2 separate regions of the Homo sapiens genome follow, and region 1 is linked to region 2. A link is an interaction called in ENCODE POLR2A ChIA-PET data of the cell type or tissue named here. Cell type or tissue: OCI-LY7. All regions are shown on one strand. Each heading gives the region's core, and the rest is flanking DNA. Links, peaks and the distances in the headings are about the cores only.

Region 1 (5,680 bases), core at 403-5,402, 84 kb after region 2:
TCATTTCATTCATTTCGTCTTCCATCACTGATACCCTTTCTTCCAGTTGATCGCATCGGCTCCTGAGGCTTCTGCATTCTTCATGTAGTTCTTGAGCCTTGGCTTTCAGCTCCATCAGCTCCTTTAAGCACTTCTCTGCATTGGTTATTCTAGTTATACATTCATCTAATTTTTTTTCAAAGTTTTTAACTTCTTTGCCATTTGTTTGAGTTTCCTCCCGTAGCTCGGAGTAGTTTGTTCGTCTGAAGCCTTCTTCTCTCAACTCGTCAGAGTCATTCTCTGTCCAGCATTGTTCCGTTGCTGGTGAGGAACTGCGTTCCTTTGGAGGATGAGAGGTGCTCTGCTTTTTAGAGTTTCCAGTTTTTCTGCTCTGTTTTTTCCCCATCTTTGTGGTTTCATCTACTTTTGGTCTTTGATGATGGTGACGTACAGATGGGTTTCTGGTGTGGATGTCCTTTCTGTTTGTTAGTTTTCCTTCTAACAGACAGGACCCTCAGCTGCAGGTCTGTTGGAGTTTGCTAGAGGTCCACTCCAGACCCTGTTTGCCTGGGTATTAGCAGCGGTGGCTACAGGAAAGCGGTGGCTGTAGAACAGCGGATTTTCATGAACCGCAAATGCTGCTGCCTGATCGTTCCTCTGGAAGTTTTGTCTCAGAGGAGTACCCAGTCGTGTGAGGTGTCAGTCTGCCCCTACTAGGGGATGCCTCCCAGTTAGGCTGCTCGAGGGTCAGGGACCCACTTGAGGAGGCAGTCTGCCTGTTCTCAGATCTCCAGCTGCGTGCTGGGAGAACGACTACTCTCTTCAAAGCTCAGATGGAAATGCAGAAATCACCCGTCTTCTCCGTCACTCAGGCTGGGAGCTGTAGACCGGAGCTGTTCCTATTCAGCCATCTTGGCTCCACATATGTATATTTCCATACTGGCCATCTGGGTCAGTGGAGGTTGTTGGCCTCTCTTCAAATCCAAAGAACAATAAAGCCCTCACTCAGAGAAACAGAGCAAACAGAAACATCCATAGTAGGGCTAGAAATTCCAGGGGAGGACCAAGAAGGCATCTGTCTTCATGATCACAAGGTCCCAAAATAGGCTGTCTGCAAGCTGAAGAGCAAGGAGAGCCAATTCAAGTTCCAAAACTAAAGAACTTGGAGTCCGATGTTTCAGGGCAGGAAGCATCCAGCATGGGAGAAAAATGTAGGCTGGGAAGCTAGGCCTCATATGTAAGTTTTATCACATGTTGTCTTATAAAAATCTAGTTACTTATCAGTATTCTTTGTTCAACTAAAGTTATCTGTGGCAGATATTATTTCTATTCGGTTCACCATCTTTAGCACCTGACATTCAACAGGTCTCAATAAATATTTTCAACTGTTACAGGAAAAGAGGAGGAAGGAAGCATCTCAGAAGGAGAACCAAAAGGAGGCTCAATCTCAGTAATTGTTCTTTGAAAGTTCATTGGCTTGCTAACATACTTTACTGAAATCCCATAGAAGTTATCCATATTTACTTTCAAATTTAGAATTTATTTTGTAACAGATATTAATTCCATTTCACTGGCTCCTAGTACTTTTATACATGTAGAGTATAAGACTCTGACCTTAGAAAATTTTGCTGGAAATTGGTGGTGTCAGTGAATGCAGTAGTCATACTTAAATGTCCTTCCGAACTCCCACCCACCCCATCTATCCATGAGATAATACGCAGTAGAAATCCAGTAAAGACATTCTTCAGAAACAAAATGAGTTTTCTTCAGAAATAAAATGAGTTTAACAGTCCTTCCTTCAATTATTCTTAAGCTCAGACGTTCTTCTCTAGGCCACCATCAAAGTAACCGATATGTGAAAAAACTCCCAGAACACTACAATTGTATAAACTTACCTCATGCAAAAGAAAAACTGACCACGTAAAACAAGTTCCCAACTCCCACCTACAAGAATAAGGTGAACAAACACCCTTTGAAAAGGTATGAAGTAATTGAAGGCCATAAAGCATAATGTTTAAAATTTTCTTGATGAATTTTTTGAAATATTTGCTACTACCACCCTTTTAAACAGAATAATGCTATGAAAATTAAATCTGGTGGTCCAAAGCAGTGAAAAAGATACAGTCACTGAAAAACATCTTATAGATTAATTATTGGCAATGGATTCCTCCAATCTCATTTTAGAAATTCCTGGATGTGTTTTCTAAGTAGAAATTTTATCACAGCAATTCTCAAATGGCTGTCTCATGAGCTTTTAGTATACCATGAAGCTCAAGTTTTTCAGAAGTCTAGAAATCATTTTAAATATATGATTTCCAGTTTTGCACTCCATGGCATATCTTGGATTAAAAAAGCTGAAAACGTAAACATTTACTAAATTAGTATATAACCCATACAAAACACAACATCAATGAAACTCATCCATAGGAGGATTAAAAGACATTGAAAACTTACCCAAGTAACCATAGCTACCAAGTGTGTAGAAGAAGCCTAAATCTTAATATTTAATATTTTAACTTTAAAATCTGTGGCCAAGTCAATAAGAAATATGTAGAATTCTGGAAAACTTAAAAAAATTTTAAGTCCTTTACATGCTCTATTGGGGTGTCCTATAATTAAAGGGCTGATTAAAGTGTGGAGCAATTAATGAAACAGAACTCAAGCCAAGATTTCTCCAATGATATAAACTCTTATAATTAAGTTTGAGTATTCATTTTTCTTATCTACCTGCTTACAGTCATTTCCTGCCATCACAATAGCTTATATTGCAAGTGGTTATGTGCTAGGCACCCTAATAAGAATAGAGTATACTTCATCTTAATTCTTGCAGCAATACTATGAAATTCAGACACTATGACATCCTTATTTCACAGAAGAGGAAGCAAACTGTAATGAAAAGAAGTAACAAAGAAAACCAAGTAGAGACCCTGCTCTTTTACGCTAATCTCAACTCACTAGCTGAAGAGACACAGAGACAGCATGGCGCAAGGGGAAAGAGAAAAGCTACTGGAGGAAAAGAGCAAATTATGTGGCAGTTCAGCCTCATCTACCTAAGTCCTCTTGTATCTCTTAAACTCACTTAAAATACTTTGCTTCCCATTGTGATTCACTACTGGTAAGTGAGCAAGGGAAGGAGGACAGACAGGACAGATTTCTCTTTTTCTTTTTTGAAACAGGGTCTTAAGTCTGTTGCCCAGGTAGTAGTACAGCGGTGTGATCACAGCTCACTGAAGCCTCAACCTCCTGGGCTCAAGCAACTCTCTCACCTCAGCCTCCTGAGTAACTGAAACTACAGGCACACTCTACCACATCCAGCTAATTTTTCATTATTATTTTTTGTAGAGACAGGGTCTTGCCATGTTACCCAAACTGGTCTCAAACTCCTGGACTCAAGCGATCCTCCTGCTTCAGCCTCCTAAAGTGCTGGGATGACAGACATGAGCCACCATGCCTGGCCAACAGGACAAATTTCTGCAAACTGTTGTCAAATTTCCCATCACTCAATGAAATCAGGCAGAACAAGGGAGGTAGACTCATTCTATATGACCATAGTAGGCAGAATTCTGACAGCCACTAAAATTTCCACCCCCTGGTATATACACTCTGTATAAACACCAACCCTGAGATTGTGGGCAGGACTGTGGTAAATCAAATAATGAGCGGGCCATATGTGGGCTAAAGCAAATGTCAGATTCTGACTTAAAGCCTGCCACCAGATGCAGCCGTACAGTTGAAGTACATCAACTCACTTGCCACTATAAAGCCTGCCACCAGATGCAGCTTAATTGTCACCTACTACTCAATGACAGGGTTTTGATATGAGTCTGCAAGCAACTGATTTACTATGGTCTCTGTGCAGTCAAACCTCTCTGCCAATGTTGATCTGTGTTTGTAGCCACTCCCCAGCACTAGCATCACTGCTTCAGCTCCACCTCAGATCATCACGCAAAACATTCTCAAATGGAGCACACAACCTGGATCCCTCACAAGGGCAGTTCTATTCAACATGCTCTATTCAACACATTGAATAGAGCACTAGGGGAGAACAGTAGGAATCAGTAAGTAAGTGACAAGGAAGCTCAGAGGCAGGGAAACTCGAAATGGCAGCATCAAGAGGGAAGCCATGCAGCTAGCCAAGATAGGCTAGAAGCCAGGAAGGACTCCCCATCATGGTGGCAAGGTAAGCAAAAATCCTTAACAGTCCACATTCCCACCACAGCCCCTGCAATCTTAGCTACAGAAGAGTCCTTCAGCCCTCACAGGCCCTGAGTCTAGTATAAGGAGCTGCCTGGAGTCCACGCAACTAAACTATCTCAGAGAGAATTCATACTGGATCTCACCCACCCACTGGGACCAAGCTGCTGCTGCACAGTGCCATTTTGACAGTACCGCCAACACTAGACTACATCCAGCCCTGAAGCCCAATAATCCCAGCATCTTGACATCTGTGGGATCTCCCTCCCAACATCACTTGACATCTTCCCGGAAGGTCTCAGCATCAGAACACCAGCTAGACTCGGCAGTGCAGCCAAGTCCCTGGCACCTGAGTCCTGCAGAAGCCTACACCCTGGAGAAGAGGCAGTCTTGCACATCAGGGAGTCTGCTCCAGGATATAAGGAGCTGAAGCATGTGCTCTCCAGACCTGAGAACCGCCTGCCTGGGGCTGCCACCACAGACAGTGACCCTGCCCATTCCAAGAGCAGAGCCATTGTGTATCCACATACATTGCCTGGGACACCAATGCAAATGCCTGCACATGCTGCCCAGGGACCTGAGAAGTGACTGGCCCGGTTGGCCACCATCCACACACACTGCCTGTGCAGTGGACAGGACTGAGGAATGGCTTGTCCCTATCACTGTCAGTGCCCACACACCCAGCCCAGAGACCCAAGGAAGGGCTTGGTTAGAGGTACCCCATGGCCACCATATATATCTGGAAAGTCCTCCTGGATGCCTGAGAACAGGCCTACTCAGAGCTGCTGCCACCAACACCAGCATGGACTGCCCAGGGGCCTGACAACCGACGTACTCAGACTGACACTGTTGTTAGCATCCTCCACCTGGGGACCCAAGAACCCTCCCACATAGCCACAGCCACCACCGCCCACATGACCCAACCAGGGGCTTGAGGGTTAACTCATCTGGGTCCTATGACATCCATTGCACATGCCCAATCTGCTCATGATCAACTGGGATTTATCCCAAGCATGCATAAATGGTTTAACATATACAAATCAATAAATGTGATACATCACATCAACAGAATGAAAGACAAAAACTTTATCATCTTTTCAACAGATACAGAAAAAGAATTTCATAAAATTCAACATCTCTTCATGATAAACATTCTCAACAAATTAGGCATAAAGGAACATACCTCAACATAATAAAGGTCATATATGACAAACCCACAGCTAACATCATAATGAATGGGGAAAAGCTGAAAACTTCTCTTCTAAGAACAGAAAAAAGACAAGGATACCCACTTTCACCAATCTTATTCAACATAATATTCAACATAATATCCTTTGTGTTTGTAACACAAAGGATAACACTTGAGGGGGTAGATATCCCATTTTACATTATGTGATTTTTACACATTCCATGCCTGTATTAAAACATCTCATGTCTCCTATAAATATATACACCTACTATACACCCACAAAAATTAAAAATTATTAAAAATAGATTAAAGACTTAG
Region 2 (5,680 bases), core at 382-5,381:
TGTCAAATTTACTATCATAAAAAGTTGCTTATAATAGCCCCATATTATCATTTTAAGGTTTGTAGAACCTATCTCTTTCATTTCTGAGGCTGGTAATTTATATCTTCTCTTTTTCCTGATAAGCATGGGTAGAGTTTATCAATTTTATTAACTTTTTTTTCCTAAATGACTAGGTTTTTATTTCACTTATCTTCTCAATTGTTTTCTATTTCTACTTTAGTCGTTTCTGCTCTCATATCTATTAGTATAGTCGTTTTCTCCATTTACTTTGGGCTTCATTTGCTTTCTTTTTCTAATTTATAAAGGTAGGAGCTTAGGTTATTGAATTCAGACCTTTCTTATCCAGTAAGTGCTTAATGTTTTCTAAAAACTAGTTTCCCATCTAAACACTCCTTTAGATGTATCCTACACATTTTGATATGTCTTGTTTTCATTTTCATTCAGTTAACCACTTTATCATTTCCCTTTTGATTTCTTCTTTGGTTTGTATTTTGCTTAGAATTATATTGTTTAGTTTCCAAATATTTGGGATATTTTCCAGGTATCTTTGTATTTACTGATATCTATTTTAATTCCACTGTAGTCAGAAAACATATTTTGTACAATTTAAATTATTTTAAATGTATTGAGACAGATTTATGGCCCAGACTATGGTCTAACTATCGTGATAATGTTCCATGTGTACTTTAAAAGATTGTATTCTGCTGTTGTTGGGTGGAGTGTTCTATAAATGTCATTTAGGTGTAGTTGAAAATGTTATTTAAGTCTTACATATCTTTCCTGAGTTTTCAAGTTTGTAAATTTTTCAGTCGTCATTTCTTCAAATTTTTTTCCCTGTCTCCCTCATTCATTCACCTTTGACTCTGTTCCTGTGACTCTGTACGGTGTGTGTGTGTTGGTCTTGCCTTTTCTGTTTCATTTTGGTAGTTTCTATCATTATGTGTTCGAGTTTACTCAACTTTTATTCTGCAGTGTCTCCTCTGCTGCTAATCCCATCCAATGTATTTTTCATCTCAGACATTGTATTTTTCATCACTGAGGTGTCTTGGGCATCAGGCATTTTGAATTTTATGTTGCTAGATACTGGATGAGAGAGACATATATGTATACACACAACCATACATAAAAACACATATATATGTAATGTTATACTATATTATAAATACATATGTATTCTTGAGCTTTGTACTGGGACACAACTGAGTTAACTTGGAAACATTTTGATCCTTTCCAGGCTTGCTTTTGAAGTTTGTTAGGCAAAACCATCTCAGCCTCTAGTTTAGGGCTAATCAATTTGACCTTACAACAGGCACGATAACCTTCCAAGTTCTCCTCCAGGTGCTCCAGCTGTTACTAGGTAGCTCCACTCTGGCTACTGAGAATGGGAACTAGTCCCCTCCAGTAATTGATTCACCTGCTCCTTGCCAGTGGTTCTGTACCTGGCCTGAGGTAGTTGTGTGAGCATTTGCTCTTCATACTCAGTTGAAGAGTTGAGGAGAGCTGTCTACAGATCAGCAGAGTTCTTCCTTCTCTAGTACTCCACCCTGCATATCCTAGTTGTCTTGGCCTCCTCAAATTCTCAGTTGTTTCCTCAATTCAAGGGGACTGCAGAGCTTTCCGGGTTCCCCTCCCTGTGGTGTAGCCTGAAAACATACTTCAGGCAGGAAGCTGGGGCAGTTGTAGGGGTCACATTTCTCTTTTCTCAGAGATCTCTGTCTCATGTGCCTCTTTTCCAATGTCTGGAAACTTTTTTCAATCATTTTGTCTGCCTTTTTGTTATTTAAAACAAGTGAGGAAAAACCAGTCCCTATTGCAATTTTGTCCAGAAATGTAAATAGCTTGTTGGACTTTTAAAGTCTTACAAATTTTCTACTCAGTAATCAGTAATCATATATGGAGGTAGGCCCTATCCCTCTGCCTGAGAGGGAATAGTTATTCCTGAGTATCCATAGGGAATTGGTTTCAGGACTGCTACTCATACCAAAATCCATGGACGCTCAAGTCCCTGATATAGTGTTTACATATAACCTAGGCAGATCCTCCTGTATACTTTAAATCATCTCTAGATTACTTACCTAATACAATGCAAATGCCATGCAAATTGTTGTTATACTATATAGCTTTAAAACTTGTATTATTTTGACTGGCTGCTGTAGCTCACGCCTGTAATCCCAGCACTTTAGGAGGCCGAGGGGGGCAGATAACTTGAAGTCAGGAGTTCAAGACCAGCCTGGCCGACATAGTGAAACCCCGTCTCTGCTAAAAATACAAAATTAGCCAGGCCCACGTCTGTAGTCCCAGCTACTCGGGAGGCTGAGGCAGGAGAATCACTTGAACCCAGGAGGCAGAGGTTGCAGTGAGCCGAGATTGTGCCACTGCACTCCAGCCTGGGCAACAAGAGTGAAACTCTGTCCAAAAACAAAAAAGCCCTATTATTTCTTGTTGTATTGTCATTTTTTTGTTTTATTTTCAGATATTTTTAATCTGAGGTTAGTTGGATCTGCAGATGCATCTGCAGATACAGAGGGTGACTGTGTATCCTCCCCACCTAGCTCTGCTGAAGAAGTCAGGAAATCCTGCCTTCTCAGTGAACAATCATTTTTATTTGCATTTTTTTTTTTACTCAGCTGACCAGGGCAGAAAATCCTACTCCCATGACTTTCGTAAGCATCTCCAAAGTAACCAACATCTTTAAAGATAACGAATCTCACTAAAAAAGGAAAGATATAATACTTGAAGTATAAATACTTGGAATTACCCAAGAAAACATCTTAGGTTGGAAATCAATGGTTTAGGATTCCCTTTACTGTGATTTCAGAGGGGAGAACTCTTTAACTCTGCCCCCAGCTTCACAGCGGGTCAGATTCCCCAAAAGTAACCCAGGGGTTGACCTAGTTAACATGCAGTCTCTCCTGCCAGCTGTGACCTGCTTCCTTTCAAGAGATCACTGAGCAAAGGAAATTGCGTTAGCTGATTGTGGGGCATCTGAATTGTGCTCCTCCACCCCTTTGTATTAGAGAATAGAAAAACACTTGGGTACTGTGGAGAGCCACAGGCTAACATGTCTCCAGGGTGCTGGCCTTTCAGGTGCGCACCATTCTCTAGTGACACCAGGAAAGGAGACCTTGCTGCAAAATGATGTATAGCTTCACAACTGGCTGTTAACTTTACATAAATTGTAGATTTTGCCATGTCATTCTGTGTGAAGCGCTGGAAGGATATTCCTGTGCTAAGGAAAGCAACAAAAGAATCTGAATCCTTCAGTGGTCGTGATGGTTAATGTGTTAAAGTCTTAGGGGAAAATGAAGGAAATCAGATCCAGGTGGCTCCATATCATTTCCAGAAATCACCTCTGCACAATTTGGATCCCATGTTTTTGAGAGAATGGGGAAATACAACCAGTATCCTGAAGCCATGTGAAGAATGTATCAGGAGTTTCAGTATGACTGAGAAGGGTAGGCTCTCATCTGAATTTAAAAAAAAAAAAAAAAAAAAAAGGATAAAGCTTATTTATAAGCATGTGGGAAAAAGCAAGAAATCTTTTAACACTAAAATCTGATCTGACCTGTTGGAAAGGACACTACGTTATCAATTTGAACCTCTGGCTTTTGTTGAGGTGTCTGGTGGTTGTCCTAGTTGTGTCTAAGGAAGGCTGTGGACTTGTTACCAGAGTTGCTATCACATGTAGGTGTCCTGGCTTTGCTACCTGGAACTTTCCCAAACCTTTTACATCTGTCAACCAGTATTCTTTCAGCCATAAATGGTGGCTGGCATCACCTGCCCCTCATGATCACACTGACAATAGTATTTTTATTTATATATTGTAGTATCTTTTGAACAGTGCTTTGCAGTCAGTGGAGTCTTTCCATACCTCAATTTTTCATCAAACATTGAGTTGAAGTGTTACACTTCTCTCGCAAATAAAGAAATGGGGAAGTTAGAAAATCAAGAAAGGTTAAATGAGTTGGCCAGTGTCCCAGGGGCAGGGACCTAGGCAAAAACAAAAGGCTTCTAATTCCAAATCCAGTATTCTCTGCTAAAATGTGCCACCTCCCTCCCTTTAGGGTTGGTGGAGGTATCGATACTGGGGCTAGTCCTACAGCTAATGCTTTATGATTCTTTGTTCTGCTTCACTCAGCACCTGCTGTACCACGTTATGTTTGTAAGTGGCTTAGTGTTAACTTTTCTCCAAAAGGCAGCAGGGTCTGGAACAGGAGACTGGCCCAGTCTGGCATCTGGAGAGGATGGTGGTTGTGGTGTTTTCACAGCTCCTCCATTACCACCTGGTATCATTTAGTATTACTTTGCAAACTGAATCATAAATCAACTCATTTAATGTAGAGAAGGGCAAAAGTTGCTGAGAAATGTTTTGTGGGTTGGTGCCCGGAGCTTCAACTCTGGGAGGGTGCCTGACTTGACAGTATCACCTTAGTCACTAAGGAAAAAGAGATCCAGGGCTTCAGACCTTCAAAACAATTATTACTTGCTGAGATGGCAAAAACAATTGTAGAGTGCTTCAATGGCTGAGCTTTAAACAGTTTGTTAAACTACAGATTAAATACGAATGATTCTTTTTTCTTTGAGACAGGGCCTCATTCTGTTGCCCAGGCTGGAGTTGCAGTGGCACAGTCATAGCTCACAGCAGCCACAACCTCATAGGCTCAGGCAATCCTCCCACCTCAGCCTCCTAAGTAGCTGGGACTACAGGCACGCACCACGTGCCACAACACCCAGCTAATTTTTGTATTTTTTGTAGAGACAGGGTCTCATTATGCTGCCCAGGCTGGTCTTGAACTCCTGGGCTCAAGAGATCCTTCTGCCTTGGCCTCCCAAAGTGCTGAGATTACAGATGTGAGACACTGTGCCCAGCCAGTAATGATTTTTCGTATGACCAAACCATTGAAGAAAATTTACACTTATTTTTGGTAAATGAAATACCAAAAAAAAACTTTATCAGATGATGGCCTGATATCTCCTGCACTGATTTCTGCCCCACATACCCTTTTTAGATTGAACCAAATTAGAAATATAAACCAGATGATTAAAAATTAGGTATGATTCATTTTCCAGCTAATCGGCTTTACTTCTGTTGCTCCCTCTTCTAAATGCAAAATGAATCCAAGCAGTGCTGGATTTAAGGAAGCATACATAATTAATATTACAGGGCAGGCAGGAGAGCTGGGCATGTGGTCTCATACCCCACATGTAGTTAGGTAAGCATGTATGTTTTTCAGCTGCATTTATTTCTTAGTTATTCCTAGTGGCAAATGTGGGGGGTTGATGATCACTGTGAAACAGCAGCTTATAAAATTCACCCTTTATTATCAACAGACTAAACTTCCTATTTTGCGTAGATGCTCCTGTGCACGCCTTTATTTTACACGGAATGTAAAATATTGTAATGACTGATTTTCCTTTGAGACTGTAATACAGGTAATGTTCCTATTCAACTTTGTAAACCAAGACCTGACACACAGTAGGTATTTTAAAAACTGTTTTGATGTGACCAAAATTATACAGAAAAAAAGAGAAGTACACCAGGATTTTAAAGTCTCTTTTTTTTTTTTATTTTTCACAAAGGATTTGCTGTAAGTCTTCAAGTCATTTTGTCCAATCCAAAAGCTGTATTTAAGCGTCGTGGATCCCAGCCAGGGATGCAAGAATCTGACTTTCTCAAACA

The links. Peaks named below come from ENCODE experiments on the same cell type or tissue, not always from the same donor. Only the 100,000 strongest peaks of a DNase experiment are listed, where the experiment ranks them.
Region 1: POLR2A ChIA-PET joins it to region 2 with 8 read pairs; 2 of 35 experiments call an interaction of 5 or more read pairs at or near these places.

The regions. Positions count from the first base shown.
Region 1 is chr6:70,778,050-70,783,729 of GRCh38, reverse strand. The region is part of intron 4 of SMAP1 (small ArfGAP 1); the gene reads right to left. Among named protein-coding and RNA genes, the nearest start is that of SMAP1, 110 kb to the right of the region's middle. In OCI-LY7, for the core only: no CTCF peak of the experiment used is centred there; no DNase peak of the experiment used is centred there.
Region 2 is chr6:70,861,879-70,867,558 of GRCh38, reverse strand. B3GAT2 (beta-1,3-glucuronyltransferase 2) reads left to right here. Exons shown (of 4, transcript NM_080742.3): 3 at 5,581-5,680. It overlaps SMAP1 (small ArfGAP 1), which reads right to left. Exons shown (of 11, transcript NM_001044305.3): 11 at 5,556-5,680. Among named protein-coding and RNA genes, the nearest start is that of B3GAT2, 92 kb to the left of the region's middle. In OCI-LY7, for the core only: no CTCF peak of the experiment used is centred there; a DNase peak (open chromatin) is centred at 2,938.